Linked DNA regions of Homo sapiens: region 1 is linked to region 2. Evidence: chromatin contacts called from ENCODE Hi-C or POLR2A ChIA-PET data. All regions are on one chromosome and are shown on one strand. Each heading gives the region's core, a stretch centred on a gene start or an enhancer-like site at or near the end of the contact. The rest is flanking DNA. Distances are from core to core; before and after follow the strand shown.

Region 1 (7,476 bases), core at 1,269-3,768, 43 kb after region 2:
ATAATAAGGTCAGGTCATAGATGGAATTGAGTCAGAGGCACTTTGTGAAATATAGAAGTAGATAGTAAGTGGCCTGCTTGATGGTGTGCTGGGAATACAGATTATTTACATGTGAGTGGTCCCACCCCCTCCCTGTTTCCCCTACCCAATAAGGTCTTCGCCAGAATAACCTGTCTCCTCCTTTATCCTCAAGGGAGAATTTGGTCTTTGTCAGTCTAGTTCTTGAGCTTTTATCATGCTAAGCAAAAAAAGGGTGGAGAAAAGAAAACATGGGCAAATCATGAGGTATATTGGGAGAAGTTAAGACCAAAAAAGACAAAAAACAGTTGTGAGTGAGAGTCTCGGGGTGAGTCTGGGGAAAATGGGAGCCTGTAACAAAGGGAGTAACCCTTGAGCAGGGAAGTGAGGAGATGACAGCGATTTTAAGAAATAATGCTGATTTGTAAGCTACATGCTATTATATTCTTCAAGAGAAATAAGTTAAGAGCAGTTCTGCCTTACTATTGCTTTTAGTTGCTGGACTATATTTCTTCAAATGCAACATCAAACTGACATTCGGCCAGGTAGGGCTTGGGAGTTACACAACTAGGTGGAGCTCAAAGGATGGTACTATGGGGACAATGCGCATAACTGAAACTACGGAAATGGATAAGATCACTCAATGGCATACGAGAAGAATGCTTAGAATAGAATCCTGAAACAGTCCAACAATTAAGGGACTAGGAGGGGGAACTGAGAAGGTTCATGACGAGCAAATATCTACCTTACCTTTCAATACTATGTTATTTTTAAAGGCTTTCTATGTTATCATTTTGTCTTATCATGTAAAATCATCCTATCAGGCTGGGCGCAGTTTGTTCATGCCTATAATCCCAGCACTTTGGGAGGCAGAGGCAGGTGGATCATGAGGTCAGGAGATTGAGACCATCCTGGCCAACATAGTGAAACCCTGTCTCTACTAAAATACAAAAAAATTAGCCAGGCATGGTGGCACATGCCTGTAATCCCAGCCACTCTGGAGGCTGAGGCAGGGGAATTGCTTGAACCCGGGAGGCGGAGGTTGCAGTGAGCCAAGATGGTACCACTGCACTATAGCCTGGCGACAGAGCAAAGACTCCATCTCAAAAAAAAAAAAAAAAAAAAAAATCCTATAAACAGGCTGGTGGAACTGATATAATTTATTATCCCCCTATGAAAGGTAATGATGCCCAGCCCCAGAGACAGATATAAAGAGATTTTCAGAAAGCCACATGGCAAGTTAATGTCAAAATGGGTCTCACAGATCTAGGTCCTCTAACCTTTGTAATGTGCCATTCAAGGGCTGGGTGTCATGCCTATGTGATCCTTTGGAAATGTCTTAGAAACATTTTATTTTTGACCTTCTTACTTTGACTAGCATACATAAACTTCTAGGGGCAAAAGAGTCTTCTCTCTTCCCTGCCACTATTGCCTGCTAAGTGACTTACTGCCACCAGACATCATGTTAAAGAGCTTGGAACAATTAGTAAGAAAAATGACAACTGAGTATGATTAATTGTATAATTTGGGACTAGGCAAGTTTAAACCTTAAAACCGCTTTATGAAACTGGGAAAGTAGGAGGATCCGTGCTCAGTCTACTCACATCTGCCCAATACGCACATGTTAGGCACAGGGCCTGTTAACAACTCACCTTGCTGTTAATAAAAGCAACCCATGCAAACTATAATTTATGGATTTCTAAACATGGAGCTCACTTGTGGAAAACCTTGAACATGAAGGCTTTGTCACCCCAAAATCTACTTTCCACTTTGGGAAAACAAATGGAATTTTGTCCCTCAACAAAGCTCATTATTCTACTTAAGAAGGGATGGTTAAGTAAAACTACTGCTTAACTTTAGAGTCTGTTTCAAATCACTATTATGTATTTGTGTAATTCAGCCCTTGATTTATATAAGCCACAGAAATATTCAAATAAATGAGCAAAAATTTCTCCTGTTATTTACCTAAAACCTGTTTTAAAGAAAGAAAATATATCAAGGCTCACATTTTTGCTCTGGTACTATAACTCAAAGATGATGATTTGAGATCTTCAAAATGAAGAGTTAGGTGCTTTAAAAATGAATGTAATGAATAATATTTAAATATGATTTAAATATTTAAAGTTCAGGAGAGTTCTATGAAGAGCTTTTGATTTCTTTCCTATTCTAATCACTAACCAAATAAAATAAAAGCCTGATAAAGAAAAAACAAGTTATTAATAGTCCATACTAAACTCACACATTGAAATTAACACAAGGAATATAATGGTATAAATTCCTATTAACAGCTTATTAGAGTAAACATAACCACAAAAATCCATGTTGGTGTTATTTCTAAATATTTTGAAAAAGCTCAGTTTCTTAGAAAATTTCCTACAAAATTATAAGATCTACATCAATGAACACTCATTATCGCACTTGGCTTGAGAAGTTTCACCAGAAAACTGCATCTCAGACACTGCAGTGCGACCGGATTCACACACTACCACACTGCCAAGCTGATTCACCATCTCAACAGCACAAAACGCTCTGGAGTGCAGAAGTTGGCTTTCAAAAACGGCTGGAAGCCCTTTTAAAGGCCTGAGTCAGAAGTATAAATAATTTCATAACCAAATACCATTAGAAAATCCTGTTGTGATAGATAAATACCCATGAATCACAGCTGTCTCTCAGCATGATAAGCCAGGCAACAACTAATTAGCTTCTTAGTAGCACATGAAGCTACCTTTTAATAATAATGCTTCTTGAACAAGAAGGATTATGATGTTCTAATTTCATTTTGCAAATTATTGCTTTATCATCTCTAAAGAAATACTTTTAATAAAAAGAAACAGAGTCTGTCAAAGGAATCAGAATCCCTCGCTGTGGTTGTTTTGGTTTGGCTGTCTTGCTCAGGGCTGATATGTTTACATTTTTTCCAAACAGTCAAGTATCTATGGTTACCAGGTTGTTAACAATTTAGAATTCAGTTTCTACTTTTTTCTAATAAGGCTTAAGACACTCAGAAAAGATGCTGGGAAACTTCAAAGTGTACAAAATACCAACATAAAATGCCTGTAACAGAAGAGTCAGGTTATAAGAAAGATTCTCTCTGTGGAGATAACTAGCAACGTCAATGGTCTACAAACTTAAAGAGCTCTTAACATAGTATCACAAACATGTCATCAGCCTTTCAACTCAGTGAAGTCTCCCATGGCTAAAATGACCACTTCTGTTAGATTGCTTGAGAATCTTCTATCTGTCTATGTCCTTTTTCACTGGTAACATCCCAGTAGAGCCTGTATCACGTTTGTCTCTCCAAGCAGGACTACAAGCCTGTTAATGGAATGATCAGATTTCACATATCTTCTGTACTATAAGTTGCCTAAGTGTCAAGCCTAAGGGCGTAGACTAAGTTATTGATTAATAAAAAGTTATTGATTAGTACTATGGAATGCATACACAAAACTATATTCTTTTAAACTAGTGTTAACTGATTGGTTTTAACTGATTGGTTTCCCTAATGATATTCATTAGGGAAAATTTGGAAACTACAGGTAAGAAGCAAAGTGAATAAAAATCGCCTCTAATCACTCATAGATAACCACTGTTTAAATCTGTTTATAACTGTCAGTATTTTTTTCTACAAATCTATAGTTTTCACTCATACAGCATTTTCCTTCTCTTTAAAATATTCTTTTCCAAAAATGGTCTCAAACTTCCTACATAAGCTAGGCAGGTACCACAAATATAGGAGACCAACTGAGTGGAAGATATTAAGCTGCTTGCATAACAACTAAGGTACAACACACTCCACAGGCCAAAAAAAACAAACAAAAAAAAAACAAAACAAACAACAAAAAAAAACACCAGCCAAACAAAACACATCTCTACAGAGCCACATACAACAAACCCTGGTTTGGCACCCTTATAGTACAAAATCATTTTAAATAACAGTATAATATTCCAATACTAAGATATAACTTATGTAACCATTCCCTTCTTATTCCATACTAGATTCTTACATACACATTAGAATGGGAAGCCTGTAACTTTCAGATACTGGAAATAAGTTCTGCTTTTTGGAGAGAGTATTCATCAATTAAATTAAGTTTAAGAATAGTAGTGTTATAAAGAGAACAACACTGGATGAGAAAGGCCAGGGAAAAACACAGAGAAAGAAAGAATTTCTTGACTGGAAGTGATGGCAAAATAAGAAATTGATATTCAAGAAATTTCCTAAAATAGATTTAAGAGGTTATAAAAACATGGGAAAGATCACTGTATGAAGTGCTACATAAGCAGAAGCAGTATGCATTTCCACCTGAAAAGTGGAATGCACAAAGGTTAATAAGAAATCAATATGCTTTCCCCAAGGCAGTGAATTTAACAAGCAACAGCATAAGTGGTGTTTTGTCATATTTAACTCTATGTGACATCTAGAGGCAAATGTTCTAAGAACAACAGTGTGGCCTAAATCAGAGCTAAAAGGACGTGAATCACCTGAATACAGATGATAATTGCATAGGTGTCAATGAAATGCACAAGGAATATGTACAGAATATGACTAGCCCAGGACTAGAATTTAGCTATAGAAATGCTCATACAATAAAGGGCTGAGGAGTAAAATAGAATAAACTATTGAAGGAAATACTAGAGTTGCAAAATAATAAATGAACACAGTCTCCACCATTTTTTCAAGCTGTTCTTTTTATAAGATGATTTGACCTTGCCTAAAAAGCAGAACCCGGGAGGTGGAGCTTGCAGTGAGTCGAGATCGCGCCATTGCACTGCAGCCTGGGTGACAGAGCGAGACTTCGTGTCAAAAAACAAAACAAAACAAACAAACAAAAAAAGCAGAAACGAAGAGCCATGAGGAGGGAATCAAATAAAAAGACAATAGACTAAAATTAAATAGGGAAATGAGTAGCATAAGGAAGGACTGTAAAAACACACGAATTTAATAGCAGAATACATAATAATAACAAAAGTAAACCCCATACTGGACACAGTAAAGAGTAGAAATGAAGCTGTGTGAAGTCTGAATCAGAAGTATAGAACATCAATTTAATATGCTCTCCATGAGCAGAAAGCAAAGGAAATTGCAATGATAAAAGATATTGTTGAAAAAGAAACCATTATAAGAAAAATAAATGAACTCAGGTATGGGTGCTAAAGCTGGAAACATCCTATACAATTTTCTGATTTGCAAGGTTAATAAAAATTGATTTAAAAAAAATTTATGGGTGGGGCAGGAAGAAAAAACAGCTTGTCCATAAAGTAATAAAAAGTAGGTAATATGAAATGACATAGAGCAACAACTGCAGATATTTGAGGAAAAATTATTGTGACTCGAGTGTTTTATTTAATATTTTACTTAATTTGGACTACAGAAATCCAGGTAAATGGGTACACTGCTGAGCGTTTCCTTAACCATTTTTCCAGTGGTTCTATTTTCTTAGTTCTAAGTAACATATTTCTTGAGCTACACTGATAGAATTTCTTGACCTCTCTGATATCAACTTCAAAGCATTAACTGGTCTTTTTCTGTTCTAGCATGTGATAACAATGGCTAAGAATTTTACGCAGTTGGAACACTATGCCTGAATAATTTTTACACAAAAATTTCTGCTTATTTTTTCAACTTTCAAAGAAGCACAGTTTATAGGGCAACATAATGTCCACCTTAATTACCAAAGATCTCTGTTAATTCTTTCCTGTGTCTGAAACTTAGACTGAATGGACCTGGCCTTTGAATTTTTAAGTGGTAAAAATAATAAAAGCCACCCACCAACGGATATTATCTTCATCAACCACTTACAATATTATCTTTCCATCTAGGGCATACAAATGTCCCTATGCTGCTTACACTTGAAAATTTCTCTCCAGATAGATAGATAGATAGATAGATAGATAGATAGATAGATAGATAGATTGATTTACTATATATATTTTACTATAAATATATAGTAAAAACTTAACGAAGTAAACATGCAGAAGAAAAAGGCATGTTTTTAAGATCTACAAACAATGTCACATAACTTGTTTTCCCAGGGTCTTCGATGATAATCCATGGCAATCATAGTCCTCTAACTATAGTCAGTTTTCCAATGTTTGAGGAAAAACACAGCCAAATTAACCTTCACTTTCCCTTATTTTATAACTATAAAATAGGGAATTATTTTCTACATGCATACCTTTTGCACTTGATCTTCCAAGATACTTTTAAATTAGAAAATAGAAAAGTTTGTTACAGAGCAATGAGAAGAATTAGAAATTGCATTCCTAAAATGAAACAAAAAGTCTGTTTTTTGGAGCTCTAGTTCTGTATCACCTGGCTTTCATCATAAAGCTAGATCTCACTAAAGATAAAAGGGAATGGACTGAAAAAAAAGAGAGGGAACGTCATTTGATTCTCTTTACTATGCAGCCAAAATTATTTTAATGGACTTAATCAATTTCATATTTTGTTCTTCAGTAAACCAGCTATATACATGTAACTCCAAATTGCTTAGTTCTTTGAAATGGCAGGCACTAATTATGGTGAAACATTTTACAACATTTGAACAAACTTTTTCCTGTAGGGCTGAAAAAGATTATATAGCTACCTAACATTTACGAAGGGTGATAAGCAAGATGCCGTAACTATGGCTCATAATATTCTGAGAAACAGACTCTACATTATATGACAAACACTTCATGAACGAGTCAGATGACTGTGAAAAGGGCAGTATCATCTCTCTTAGGCTGGCTTTAGAACAAGTTGATTAAAATAAACCCATGTATTACTCTCCATGGCTAATAAACATCTTTTCACTCTACTTGTAGATCTAGTGGCAGCTGTGACTCAGCCAACAGAGCCTAGCTCTTGTACAAATTAGCTGGCATGAATGCTGGCATTATCACTTATTTCTGCTGCAGTAACTCTGAGACACTGACACAGCCAGAATAGAGGTAGTGATTTTCTTTGACATATGATGAGGTAATATAACTTTTGGCACTGCTGCTACTCAATGATTTGATTGTAAAACACCTAGCTCCATTGTCTTATCCCTTTTTATTAGATTTTTACAAACTCTCCATCTACAAGTATGCTAATGGCACATTTCAATACATTTCATTTATACAGAGTCAATACCCTATGCCAGAGGAGACAGAGGAAGTAGATGGAAAACTGGATGACAGATAGATAAGATAGACATATAGATAGATAAAACAGATACACATTGAGTATGGAAAACCTTAAACTATTTTTCCTCTGCTCTCACACCACAACAATCAACTTCTGACCAATCAGCTTCATGCTGGTGTTCCCAAACTCCCACTTTAGGTTTGATTTCTTTGCTAGAGCAGCTCACAGAACTCAGGGAAAGTTGTTTACTGGTTTGTTCTAAAGGATATGATGAAGGATATAGATGAAGAAATACATAGGACAATGTATGGGGAAGGAGCACGGAGCTTCCATGCCCTTCCTGAATG
Region 2 (6,625 bases), core at 1,030-3,529:
TATTGTGACTATTAATAGGAAATAGAACATTAAGGTTTTTTTGTTTGTTTGTTTTTGTTTTTTGAGACTGGGTCTTATTCTGTCACCTAGGCTGGAGTACAGTGGCAATGGTCATGGCTCACTACAGCCTTGACTCCCTGGGCTCAAGCAATTGTCCCACTTCAGCCACCCGAGTATCTGGGGCTTCAGGCATGTGCCACCACACCCAGCCAATTTTTTAAAAAACTTTTACAGAGACAAGGTCTCACTATGTTGCCCAGGCTGGTCTTGAACTCCTGAGCTCAAGCAATCCTCGAGCTTTGGCCTCCCCAAAAGTGCTAGGATTACAGGCATGAGCCATCATGCCTGGCGACAGTTTCTTTTAACAAGCTCAAGATAAGAGGCCAGAACTCTGCTCTAAAGTCCAATGTAGAGACATGGGTCCTAAAACAAAATAATACTAAGTCAAAAGCCATCTGAAGAAGAGGCAGACTGACAATTAATGTCTCATTCATAATTTTCTATTAGAAACAGTGATGGAATTGCAGAAACTTTTGTTTCCTTATACATTAGGTTATTTGTCATATTTTCTATAAAAAACTTGAAATTATTTGACTACAATTCTGGTAATATTTATACTTCTTCAATTCTAAAAGAATGTGACGTGGTAAAAATCCCAGATGCCGCTAATCTATACAGGCACATGGCAACTCAAGAAAACATATGCACTGAAAAGGAAGCACAGTTCTTAAACATTTCAGTATTGAATCTGGCAAGAGACAGATCTTATGATGGTGTTTGTGGAGTCAGAAATCAAATGAATATCTTCTTAACATATAAGGTAGTGTTAAATAAGGAACATTATTCAGAGACATCACTGAGCTGAGAGTTGTTTGGATCTGCAAGTGAGAAAAGTAGAATATTTGATATTTTTCCCACTGGAAAATAAAGGTAATAGACGCCCTGTTGTCTGAAATATTGATTATTAGGGAAAGTCAGCTGAGGTTACATTTATAAATAATTTTATCACCCTAAAATATATAAATGCCATTCATTCTTCCATCTTGTGATGTAGGTAAGGCTTTTTTTTTCTGAGCCTGGATCAGCTGACTAAAGCATTGTTTTTCTTGCAAAAACCACAGAAAAAAATGTATTGTCTACAATCTCCATAAATAATACTGAAAACTTAAGACAGTTAAGCAAATTCAATATAGAATCCATCTAATTTTAATGATTTTTTCACAAACCTTTTAAAACCATCTTGCCCACACTTTGAGAGCAGTTTTCTTTAATGACATCTTTATTGAATCTTTCCAAAACATTCAACTTAGGTTTTCACTGAAATTGCTCTCCTTTTTTTATATTTTTCTTTCTTTAAATTTCTGTAATAGTTGATTCTACTGCCTAATTACAGCAACCAGCACAATGGCATAAACAGATTTAGAAACAAACCTAAATGACTTGGTAAACAGCCCAACAGACCGCATCACAAGTGCCAGGGCGTCCTGGAAAGTCATCTGCCAGCTGTGAGTGTGTTGTGTTTTAGAGGTTTTAAGAGTCTGGGGCCCACCAGTTGGTTTGGTAAGTGTGAGATGTAGAGGCCCTAAGAAGAGCATCTGTGTAGTGTATCTCGTGCAAATGTTAAGTTACACTTCCTACTCACCAGCTTCGTTCTTCAGTCTTCATGTGGTAAAAAATACAACAACCTACGATCCAGGCTACAGCCAGAGGCTCAACTAACTTTTGAGTAACCTCCCACGCCCGGTACCAAGAGTTGGAGACACAAATAATAACGGTAGGCAGGGTTTATCAACATCACCTGTGTTGAGTGTTGACTTTTTGGGCCAAAAAGTTCTATGTTGCAGGGGCTGTTCTGTGTATTTGTAGCATTAAACATCCTACTACCCACTAGATGTCAACATCACATTCCCTGAGCTGTGACAATCAAAAATGCCTCCAGACATTGCTAAATGCCCACTAGGGGGCAAAATTCCTCCTGACTGAGAACAAGTGAGGGTGGATCAGGAGCTTTCAGTTTCTAATAAACTTTCTTGGGTCCTTCCCTTTGTTGGGACTCACAGAATTTCATACTCTTAGATCTATCAAGAATCTTTTCCTTCAAGTTTTATTTTAGATTCAGGGGATACATGTGCAGGTTTGTTACACAGATATATTGTGTGATGCTAAGGTTTGATCCTTAACATCATAAACATGCATAAATGATCCTGTCACCCAAATAGTGAGCACAGGACCCAATAGGTCGTTTTTCAACCCTTTCCTTCCTCCCTCCCCGTCTCCTCCCTCTAGTAGTCCTCGGCGTCTACTGTTCCCATCTTTATGTCCATGTATACCCGATGCCTAGCTCCAGAATCTTTTGGTTGCCTTCTCTGAAATTCAGAGAAGTAAGCTGTGAACAGCCAGTTGTGGTTGCCTAATTTGTAGGGCTGAGGGCAAAATGAAAATGTGAGTCCCGTGCTCAAAAATTACAACTCTGAAGACAGTGACAGAAGAGGATTAAACCAAGGGCAGGACCCTTCTGAGTGCAGGGCTCTGGGCAGCTGCAGAGGTCGCGTGTCCATGAAGCCAGCCCTGCAATAGCCACCTAGTGATAGGCAGAGCAGGAGTTACAACCTGGGATTCCTGTCACTCTTTCCACTAAACTGACAGTCACATAAAGATCTGCTGCATCTCAATAAGCCAAGAGGTATTAATAGTTCAACTTCCTAATTTTTACTACAGTTTTTGCTAATATTCCTTATACTTAGCAAGAAATATTGTACATAATAGTGAATTAGTTTCTCATCTCAACTTTTTGAAATCAAATTTATCAACAGAAACCTACTAAATTAGATTGACAGTTCCAATTATAGAACTACAAAATCATTTGTGTTTTATTGGAAACAACCATGAGGAGTTTATTATATTTTATTAGTAGCATCTGTCTCCTGTCTTTGAATGCTAGAGAAGATATTAATGATGTTCTTTTGCCATTTGGAAACAGATACTCTTTTCTCAAAAATTATCTTTGGCACTGGATTAATTCTCTAATTTATTCTTGTCATTTGGCAAGCGTCTTCACTCCAGGTGTAGAAACTGGAAGTGTTTCCAGAAAGATCAAGGGAGATATACAATTTATTACAGAAGGTCAGAATGTGTGTTGCTTAAAGATGTGATGTGATATTTTTCTATCGCATGGATGTGACCATGATGAACCTAAATTCTAGCTTAATATCATCAGTCTGGTCTTACCTGCTAAAGATCACCAGGACATACATGCTTCTACCTTTTACTGCTCTGCCTTTTTCTTTTTCAACATTCTTCCAAATGTAAATCAGCAAAGCAATAACTGTCACAGATAACACTGCTTCCAAAACACAAGTAGTGGGTTATTATATTGGTTCAGTAATGTTCAAAACAGCATATCGCAAACTTCCCAACAAATGTCTGGAATCCAATTTTATGGTCCCAGAAAGGAAAGTGACACAGGAAATCACACTCCAGCACTCAGAGATAGCAGGCCTCCGGGACTGAATGACAATGCTGTAAGAAATTTTCGCTAGGGAATGTTTGACAGGAGATGCCACTTCTAACTCTGTGCTTTCAGTTTCTAAGTTCAAGTGAGTTGGTAAGAAAAATCCTGCTAAAGACATTTATATGATCTTCAGACATAAGGAGACAGTAAAGGAATATGCAGTAGCAGCTACAGTAAAAATGTTTTTAGTTTCTATAGTCAAAAGATACATGCAGAGGATGGCTTCCAAAACCAAGTGCAAAAAGGGTATAGTCAAATCATCAAGTGGTCTTACAAAATGATTTAAAAAAAAAAAACCTGAGTAATATAAACTATTTTCTACAAAGGCTAAGTGAGGTCAAAAATTTACAATACAGTGAGAAAGGGATGGATTATGCTCTTAAGAGCAGGGGATCTTGTTACCACCCTCTTTTCATGTCTAAAAATATTATTGAATGAATACTTTTACAGAGCTTATAATGTGCCAGGCACTGTTCTCACAGCCTTACATATTAAATCATCCAATCTTTAAAATATAATTATCTGAGACAGGTATTACAACTATCTCCATGCTACAGAAGAGGAAACAAGCACAGAGAGGTCAACTAAGTTGCCTAAAGTTGCACAGCTGCAATTTAAACCCAGGCAATTAGTTTCTAGATATTAAGTAACACCCAACGGCACATAGCCTTGGACAACTCAAATCTGTCTTTCTGAAAAGCTGAGCCCACTATATGACACAAGAACCACTATCTAAATCTACAATGGTAAGCCACTCAGACACTATATATATTTTGTATAATGAAAATCATTACAATTTCCTTTGGAGCTTATTTCACTAATGTACAAAAGATGAGAAATCCACTTTTAATGAGCTCTTACGTGTGCGGCCCTACGCAGGCACTGTATTTCCCTCATCCCATTCACTTCTCACCAGGATGTGGAACAACCTTCAGCACCTGATTTTACAGAGGAAGAGACTAAATACTTGGGGGGAAAAGTTGAATCACTTGCCCAATTGTGTAACTGATGAGACTCATACTAAAACGAAGCCACATAATTTCAAGAGAAATAAGGAGGAAATGCCTTCATATATATGTATATGTTATTTGTATTTGGAACATATCTATACTCAAACATTATATAGCATCAACTTCTTGCTTCCTTATTTGAGTACCTGATCTTATCTAGTACATTATAAAAGTTCCTGGAGACAAAAGCCTTTGTTTATAAAAACTTTGTACACCACATTACTTTTAGTATAATAATGCGCAAGTAGTAAAAGCCCCAGAAACATGTGTCAAATAATGGATGAATATGTATTTCTGGCCCAGAGGTAAACAAAACTCACCCAACTAATGTACAACTGTATGCTAATTAAGTCAATTAAGTACAAAGTACAAAACTCTAACATTTGTGGAGATCTCTAGCTTCCACTGATTTACCTCAGAAGGAAACTATCCCTTTTGTAAAAGAGGAAGGTTTTCCAACTCATAGCAGATTGGTACACTGAGACCCCAAATTGAGAGAAAATTCACCTAAGAATTCCATAAAAAGATTCCACTTGAATACTTCAAAATTAAGTGTTGGACTAGTCCAGATTATAAAAGATATTCATTTTTTTTTCTTTTTTTTGAGACAGAGTTTTACTCTTGTTGCCCAGGCTGGAGTGCCATGGCATGATCTCGGCTCACTGCAACCTCCACCTCCCAGGTTCAAGCAATTCTCCTGCCTCAGCCTCCCAAGCAGCTGGGATTACAGGCATATGCCACCATGCCCAGCTGATTTTTTTGTATTTTTAGTCAAGACGGGGTTTCTTTATGTTGGTCAGGCTGGTCTTAAACTCCCAAGCTCAGTGATCCATCCACCTCAGCCTGCCGAAGTACTGGGATTACAGGCGTGAGCCACCACGCCAGCCAAAAGATATTCTTGAATTATCACCTTCATATTCAAAATAAGATTTCTATCGTAATGCTATATTAGATCCAGCCAATTTTTATTTGAGATTATTATAGAAAACAAATGTTTTATGCAAATGACTACACTTTGGGAAAAATAATTTTCTAAGACCGCTGAATTAAGTAATATGTAAAAACTCCAAGACTAAATTAAATATACATCTTGTAGGTACGTCTCTATTCCTGCTGGTATAATTTTACAAGTAATGAAGTATGTGAAAGAATTTTTAAAGGGTCTATTTCTCACATTATATATGACTAGTTAATAACTATAATTTATTCTTATCTGAGTACTTAAGACTATCAGAACAATAACCTTCACTGGCCCATTTAAGAAGAAAAAAAAAAAATTCCAAGGAATTCAACATGGGTTTGAATTCTGAATTGGCCACTTAGTAGCCAAGGAGACCTATGCAATTTATATTCGTGGCCTTTCTTTTTTCTTAATAACAGAGGTGATTCTGATGTTGAAAAAGCACCTTTCTAAAAGTTGTTCAACATAGTTTTGTTGTAAAATACTGCTGAACCTAATGGAATTCCTTATCAGAACAAGCCTCTGACATCAAGATCCTGTTAATAATTAGGTCTCTGGCCAGTTTACCTGAGTAGCTTACTAATTCACTTGGCAGGTAGAGCTTCTCAGCACAAATTTTCCTTTTGAATAAAACTAAAGGCAAATGTATGTCTGGGTTTCCTTTCTGGAAATGTACTACCACTTCCTCCAGTCTCAGAGGGCACCTCATCAAAAGGGCCATGACTCACCTTTCTAACCCCAGGCTTCCAACACTCTCCCTCCTCCACTGCACTTGATCTTTCCCCATCACACTCATTGCTTCTTGGTGTGTTATATATTCCTTTATTGTCTGTGTTCCTTCATCAGCATGTATATCCACGAAAGCAGACGTTTTGCTGTTGTCCAGCAAAATATAAAGGCAGATGGGTTGGAATTCTGAATTTAGCCACTTAGTAGCCAAGGAGATCTATGCAGTTTACTTGAGGTTTTTCTCATCTCTAAAAGAGTATAATATAATAATGATGATAATAATAACGATTTCACACTGGATTGTTGTAGCATTAAAAGATATAATAATACCATGTGAAGTGCCACGCACAGTACATGACACATCGTAAATATTCAAAAAAAGAATAATGCTCTTTTATTAGTTTTCAAAAAAAC

Evidence for each region. A loop is a pair of places that touch in the nucleus more often than their neighbours do. ChIA-PET counts read pairs that join two places held with the same protein, here RNA polymerase II (POLR2A). Pooled maps may share reads with other maps.
Region 1: a loop to region 2 is called in a map of heart right ventricle, with 2.1 times the contacts of the local background. The contact joins two enhancer-like sites. A Hi-C loop is called at or near these places in 6 of 168 maps with a recorded cell type or tissue (Caco-2, PC-3, ascending aorta and 3 more) and 4 of 50 pooled maps. POLR2A ChIA-PET finds 5 or more read pairs at or near these places in 6 of 52 experiments (GM12878, H1, OCI-LY7 and 3 more).

What each region holds. Positions count from the first base shown.
Region 1 is chr12:40,052,159-40,059,634 of GRCh38, forward strand. All of the region lies in intron 1 of SLC2A13 (solute carrier family 2 member 13), which reads right to left. Among named protein-coding and RNA genes, the nearest start is that of SLC2A13, 50 kb to the right of the region's middle. Within about 2 kb of position 2,519, at least 4 of the 41 ENCODE cell types and tissues checked have a DNase peak (open chromatin) inside an H3K27ac peak, as active enhancers do; they include heart right ventricle, where a contact is called at or near this core.
Region 2 is chr12:40,009,384-40,016,008 of GRCh38, forward strand. All of the region lies in intron 3 of SLC2A13 (solute carrier family 2 member 13), which reads right to left. Among named protein-coding and RNA genes, the nearest start is that of SLC2A13, 93 kb to the right of the region's middle. RefSeq lists a silencer at 1,923-2,042. Within about 2 kb of position 2,280, at least 3 of the 41 ENCODE cell types and tissues checked have a DNase peak (open chromatin) inside an H3K27ac peak, as active enhancers do; they include heart right ventricle, where a contact is called at or near this core.